2 separate regions of the Homo sapiens genome follow, and region 2 is linked to region 1. The links are chromatin loops, found by intact Hi-C in ENCODE. Cell type or tissue: mammary epithelial cell. All regions are shown on one strand. Links, peaks and the distances in the headings refer to the core of each region. The heading gives the core; the rest is flanking DNA. Region 1 overlaps UQCC2 (ubiquinol-cytochrome c reductase complex assembly factor 2). Region 2 overlaps PHF1 (PHD finger protein 1).

What was found. Peaks named below come from ENCODE experiments on the same cell type or tissue, not always from the same donor. Only the 100,000 strongest peaks of a DNase experiment are listed, where the experiment ranks them.
Region 2: it touches region 1 in a loop (2.6-fold over the local background); 9 of 110 quality-filtered maps call a loop at or near these places.

What each region holds. Positions count from the first base shown.
Region 1 is chr6:33,699,630-33,702,645 of GRCh38, forward strand. UQCC2 (ubiquinol-cytochrome c reductase complex assembly factor 2) reads right to left here. Exons shown (of 4, transcript NM_032340.4): 2 at 1,717-1,791; 3 at 815-884. Among named protein-coding and RNA genes, the nearest start is that of MIR3934, 3.0 kb to the left of the region's middle. In mammary epithelial cell, for the core only: a CTCF peak has its summit at 1,016 (motif pointing left); a DNase peak (open chromatin) is centred at 1,022.
Region 2 is chr6:33,413,829-33,416,464 of GRCh38, forward strand. PHF1 (PHD finger protein 1) reads left to right here. Exons shown (of 15, transcript NM_024165.3): 7 at 1-3; 8 at 213-281; 9 at 415-538; 10 at 649-716; 11 at 897-1,001; 12 at 1,127-1,316; 13 at 1,407-1,501; 14 at 1,762-1,842; 15 at 1,982-2,611. The coding sequence ends at 2,270. It overlaps CUTA (cutA divalent cation tolerance homolog), which reads right to left. Exons shown (of 6, transcript NM_001014840.2): 6 at 2,614-2,636. Among named protein-coding and RNA genes, the nearest start is that of CUTA, 3.0 kb to the right of the region's middle. In mammary epithelial cell, for the core only: a CTCF peak has its summit at 982 (motif pointing left); no DNase peak of the experiment used is centred there.

The DNA of each region.
Region 1 (3,016 bases), core at 1-2,500:
AGAGTTGACATGTAATAGCAGGTGACACCACCAGGTTTTAATCTCAGAAGAGAGTTTTCTAGAAGCCCAAATCCTCAAAACTTAAGTTGCTGAAGGCTGCCAGAAGAAGAGGAAAGACACATTTCTAGAATACCAGAAGGAAATGTGTCAGGGCCATGCCCTCCCAGAAAAGGTTAACCTATTTTTGTATATAATATACTTGGCAACAAAAATAGTAATTTTCCAGTACCTGCCTACTTCATCCCTGGCTCTCCGGCCCCCCTCCTTAGGGACAATGGAGATAGGGAAGTAAGGAAAGGACGGGCTTGGCAGGATGTTTCCTTTCTTGATAATCAGAGTCTATCAATGACTCTAAAACATACCTAGTTAAACTCATATCTAACCCACAGACCACGTCCCCTGGGTCACATAACTCTTAGGCGGATATCCCCAAACACGTTTATTGAATGGTTTTTTGTTTTAATTAAAACCTTCATTGTTTATAAAGCCCTCTTAAGACCATAAAAATAAAATTATTTTCCTTCCATCCTGATTTCAACTACTTCCATTTGGCAAATAGGTATTCCTCTGTTCCCTGATGCCCAGCCTTGAATTTAAAAGCCCTAAAGATAGATTTTCTTTTTTAAATAACGCCTTTGACCTTCTCCACAGTATATGGTCAAAATGCATGCGCCCTGTAGCTTCAGAATTTCCTCTGGGCTGTTCTACAAGACTTTCCATCAAGCAAAACTGTCTTCTTAGACAATTCCCCTTGGCCACTCAAACTCAGAATCATTTGCAAACCAATGAGAAAAGGCAGCTGTGCTTTCATTACCTGTGGACAGGATCAGCTTGTACTCTTCCAACGACAGGCCACTGAAGCTGGTGTCTCTGGGGCGAGGGTACTGGTCACCGGGGCAGAAAGGAAGTGAAGGGAGGGGAGAGATCAGCACACAAGCCCTGCTCTCTAACTGCATTTCACCTAGGCCCTGGGCAACCAGAGGCCAGGAGGCCTAGCAAGGAGAAGAGCAGCGCCACCTCGAGGTCAAGACTTGGCCTCGCAAGAACCAGTACAGTCTCCAGGAGGCAGCTCCAACTATAATGTACCCGTGAGTCCTCCCTGGAAAACGCAGGTATGGGTGGGGCCCCTGATTCTGCATTTCTAACCAGTTCCCAGGTGATGCCCATGCTGCTGCTCATGGATCACATGTTAGCAGGGAGGATTTAGAAAAAATCAATTTTCCACATAGGCATATGGCCACAAATGTTTGTGGAGTTAATGAGCATATTTTTCAAGTATGGGAAAAACCACTCTAAATGGAATTTGACAGTAATCATGTTGGGCCCAGCTCCGTAAAAGGAGGGCACTTTCCCAATCATCCCATCTTTATCACCAGAATGTGGGGAGGTGTCAGTTCCGTCAGAGTGGATGGGAAAATAGGTATAAATCCAATGGCTGTCAGACATTCCCAGGAGCACACACTGGCATATCAAATACATGGCTTCTATTCATAATTGGTTTTGTTTCTTCCCTATATTCACAATTTTAAATAGCTTTTATTTAGGTGGCCTAAAAGCCTCTACCAGGCACCTCTGTTGGCTTGGTTGAAATTACTGGTTTCATTTGAACGCAGCAAAGCCAAGTCTTTACAAAACATTACCTAATCAGATTTTCACTCATTCTTATTAGTTGTCCCGTCAGAAAGCTGGGTATATAAAAGACTGTGGCCCACTCACCTTGTGTTTGTAGTAGTTTGAATGGAGTCGCGCTAAGCTCTCGTACATCTGATCACAGGCCTCAGGCTCTGCAACCTGAAAAGCAAAGAATCCCAAAGGAGGTGAGCAAAGGAGTCCTGCCTCCCACAGTGTCTGTACCTTGAGGAAAGACCATACTTAATAAAGCGTTCACATGAAGCAGGCCTGCAGCTAGCACTGGCTTCTCCACTCTGCGGGAAGCAAACCTGGACTACAGCTCTGCTATTAGAAACTACTTTTTGGAGGCATAGCTCTGCCTCATCAACTCCCCAACCTACAGAAAAATCAGATCAATTAATCAGCAAACAAGCATTTGTTGAGCATCTGTGACTTGTGAGCCACGACACCAGCTGCAGTGGGAGATGCCACAATAGAAATGTAAGGTTGGAAAGGCGTGCCTAACAAAGGGGGTGCTGGGCAGAGTGGGCTACAGGGACTCAGTGGGGGAGTCCCCGCATGCTCAAGTGGTCAGTGCATGATGGAAGTGAGACAATGCTAGGTTCTGAAGGAAGCACAGCAGAAGGTCAGCAAGCAGAAGGTCAGCAAGCAGAAGGGAGAAGGGCAGGCCTTCCTGGGGGAGGAGATGCCGTCAGCAAGGAAGAGGAGGCAGGAATCCTGTGGGATGCTTCAGGCCAGACCAGTAGATTCTTTTGTTTTTTTTGAGACAGTCTCTCACTCTATTGCCCAGGCTGGAGTGCAGTGGCGCAATCTTGGCTCACTGCAACCTCCGCCTCCTGGGTTCAAGCAATTCTCCAGCCTCAGCCTCCTGAGTAACTGGGATTAAAGGCATGTGCCACCACACCCAGCTAATTTTTGTATTTTTTAGTAGAGACAGGGTTTCACCATGCTGGCCAGGCTGGTTTCGAACTCCTGACCTCAAGCGATCCACCTGCCTCAGCCTCCCAGAGTGTTGGGGTTACAGGCATGAGCCACCATGCCCGGCCTCAGACCAACAGATTCTTTTAGCAAAGGCAAAAAAAAAAAAAATCATCTGAGTTCTCAATCTATGATAAGTGGGGAGCTGCTGAAACTCTACAAGAAGGAAAGAAACATGAAGAAGGCAACATTTAAGATAAAATGTGTAAACTGAGGAGAACCAAGCCAGGACCACAGTTAGGTCCTGCTAGAAAGGAGATGGCCCAGAACACTGAGGCCTTGCCATAGAAAGGGTGATGTAAGTCAATTCTCTGGTGCCAGAGACAGCAGTGCCCCTGCTGGACCTTCTCAGGGAGACAGGCAGCATACAGAGGAGGTGTGGTCTTTTCTCTTGCACCTCTTCTAA
Region 2 (2,636 bases), core at 1-2,500, 290 kb before region 1:
CAGGTGAGACCAAGGCAGACTCTCTAGGAGCCAAGGATGCCCTCTTTCTTCGTGTTCCACCCTCAGTTCTCCCACGCCCTTCTCCACTCCAGTCTCTTCCCAACCTCTGCAGCGTTACCTCACCTGTTTGCCCCGTCCTTGCTTGTGAGTCTTCCAGGGGATGGCACAGTTTTCCTGTGTAAGTGTGTTTGCTCCCTCTTGCCCATGTCCAGGTTCTATGAATTTGAATGCTGTGTGTGTCGCGGGGGCCCTGAGAAAGTCCGGAGACTACAGCTTCGCTGGTGAGCTGGATTGGGCATGACCTCAGTGTAACTCCACACCACAGTATTTCACTCTATATGCCCCAACCTCCCACCTCAGGACTCCCCTGGCTCTTAAAATGCCTCTGTGGTCTTGAAAACTTTGTTTTTCCAGGGTGGATGTGGCCCATCTTGTCCTGTATCACCTCAGTGTTTGCTGTAAGAAGAAATACTTTGATTTTGATCGTGAGATCCTCCCCTTCACTTCTGAGAATTGGGACAGTTTGCTCCTGGGGGAGGTAAGGGGTAGTGCAGTTTTGGGGGTTGGGATGGGACAGGGAGATGTAGCGGAAAGGGGAAGAGAAGAAATCACTGCTCCCCTGGCCCCATTTTTCTTCATTTCTCCCAGCTTTCAGACACCCCCAAAGGAGAACGTTCTTCCAGGCTCCTCTCTGCTCTTAACAGCCACAAGGACCGGTGAGTTGGAGGGAAGAGGAGGCAAGGATGAGGCTCGGAAAGAGATGGAGAGTGGAAGCCTGGAAGGGGAGGGGCTTGCAACCCACCTGGAAGACTGTGACTGAAAAGGATTGAGGAATGGCGTAAGGAGGAACCGTTTTTTACAGCACTGACCCTATATCATTTCTCTTCTTGCCCCAGTTTCATTTCAGGGAGAGAGATTAAGAAGAGGAAATGTTTGTTTGGTCTCCATGCTCGGATGCCTCCCCCTGTGGAGCCCCCTACTGGAGATGGAGCACTCACCAGGTCACTGGTCCAGGGGGGATGGGGGAAATTCTCAGGGTGTTAGTCCTGGGGGGTATATGTATAGAGATGGGGAGGTCTTGGGGGTGTCCGGGAGGGGGCTGGGGGGATAAGGAGGCCTCTTACAGCTTCCCTTCAGGGCAGGGCCCTGGGGGAGGGGTCTCACGTCCCCTGGGGAAGCGCCGGAGGCCGGAGCCAGAGCCCCTGAGGAGGAGGCAGAAGGGGAAAGTGGAGGAGCTGGGGCCACCCTCAGCAGTGCGCAATCAGCCCGAGCCCCAGGAGCAGAGGGAGCGGGCTCATCTGCAGAGGGCACTGCAGGTACTGGAGCAGGGGGAACCCGATGGAGCAAATGGTGGGGTGTGGGAAGGAGTCAAGGATTATCTCTCAGTCCTTTGCCCCCTCTTCTAGGCCTCAGTGTCTCCACCATCCCCCAGCCCTAACCAGAGTTACCAGGGCAGCAGCGGCTACAACTTCCGGCCCACAGATGCCCGCTGCCTGCCCAGGTCAGTGCTCCTCTGCCCCTCCCCCACAAAATATGCTCCCAATTATTCACATCTTCTGGACTTTATCACCCAGAATTCTTTTCCCTCTCCCCCTTGGCTACCCACTTCTTGGCCTAGACCGACTTCTAGAACTAGTGTCTGGTAGCCAGTATTCTGGGGAAGGGAGTCCCTTGGGGGTAGTGTTTGAGCTCTGCACTTCCCAGGGGGAGAAGGTCCTGTTCCCCTGCTTCAGGTCCTGACTTTCCCCACTCCAACCCCAGCAGCCCCATCCGGATGTTTGCTTCCTTCCACCCTTCTGCCAGCACCGCAGGGACCTCTGGGGACAGTGGACCCCCAGACAGGTGAGATTCTGTCTTCTATTACCAGTGATGCTCTTCTTCCCCTCTATGTGCTCAAGGCTCTTAGTCTCTAACACTGTTTCTCTGATTCACATGTGCTCTCCATTTCTGCCCATTTCTTACAATTGCCTTCTCTCCCTAGGTCACCCCTGGAACTTCACATTGGTTTCCCCACAGACATCCCTAAAAGTGCCCCCCACTCGATGACTGCCTCATCTTCCTCAGTTTCATCCCCATCCCCAGGTCTTCCTAGACGCTCAGCACCCCCTTCTCCCCTGTGCCGTAGTTTGTCTCCTGGGACTGGGGGAGGAGTCCGAGGTGGGGTTGGTTACCTGTCCCGAGGGGACCCTGTCCGGGTCCTTGCTCGGAGAGTACGGCCTGATGGCTCTGTGCAGTACCTGGTTGAGTGGGGAGGAGGGGGCATCTTCTGAACAGCCTGCCTCTGCCCAGCTCCCCATTCACACACACCGGCACTTTCATACCCTGACCTCTGACCTCACCTACAGCTGGGATGTACCTGGAGAGATAGGGGGTAGTTCTCCCTACTGCCCAGGCTGGAATCCAAGAGTGGGGAGTGGGGAAGAGGCCCTCTTCTCTACCCTCCTTCATGATTCCTGACCCCTCCCATCCTTCCCATTTCCTTTGATGTTATTTTGTTACAGCTTTTTAAATATTTTTTAAAATTATTTAACCCCTGGGGGCAGAGACTGAGGAGGGAGGATGATAAGGGATCCCGGACTCTGTATGATTGAAATAAAGAGAAATAAACAAATCTAGCAGCTCTGAGTCATTCTGAA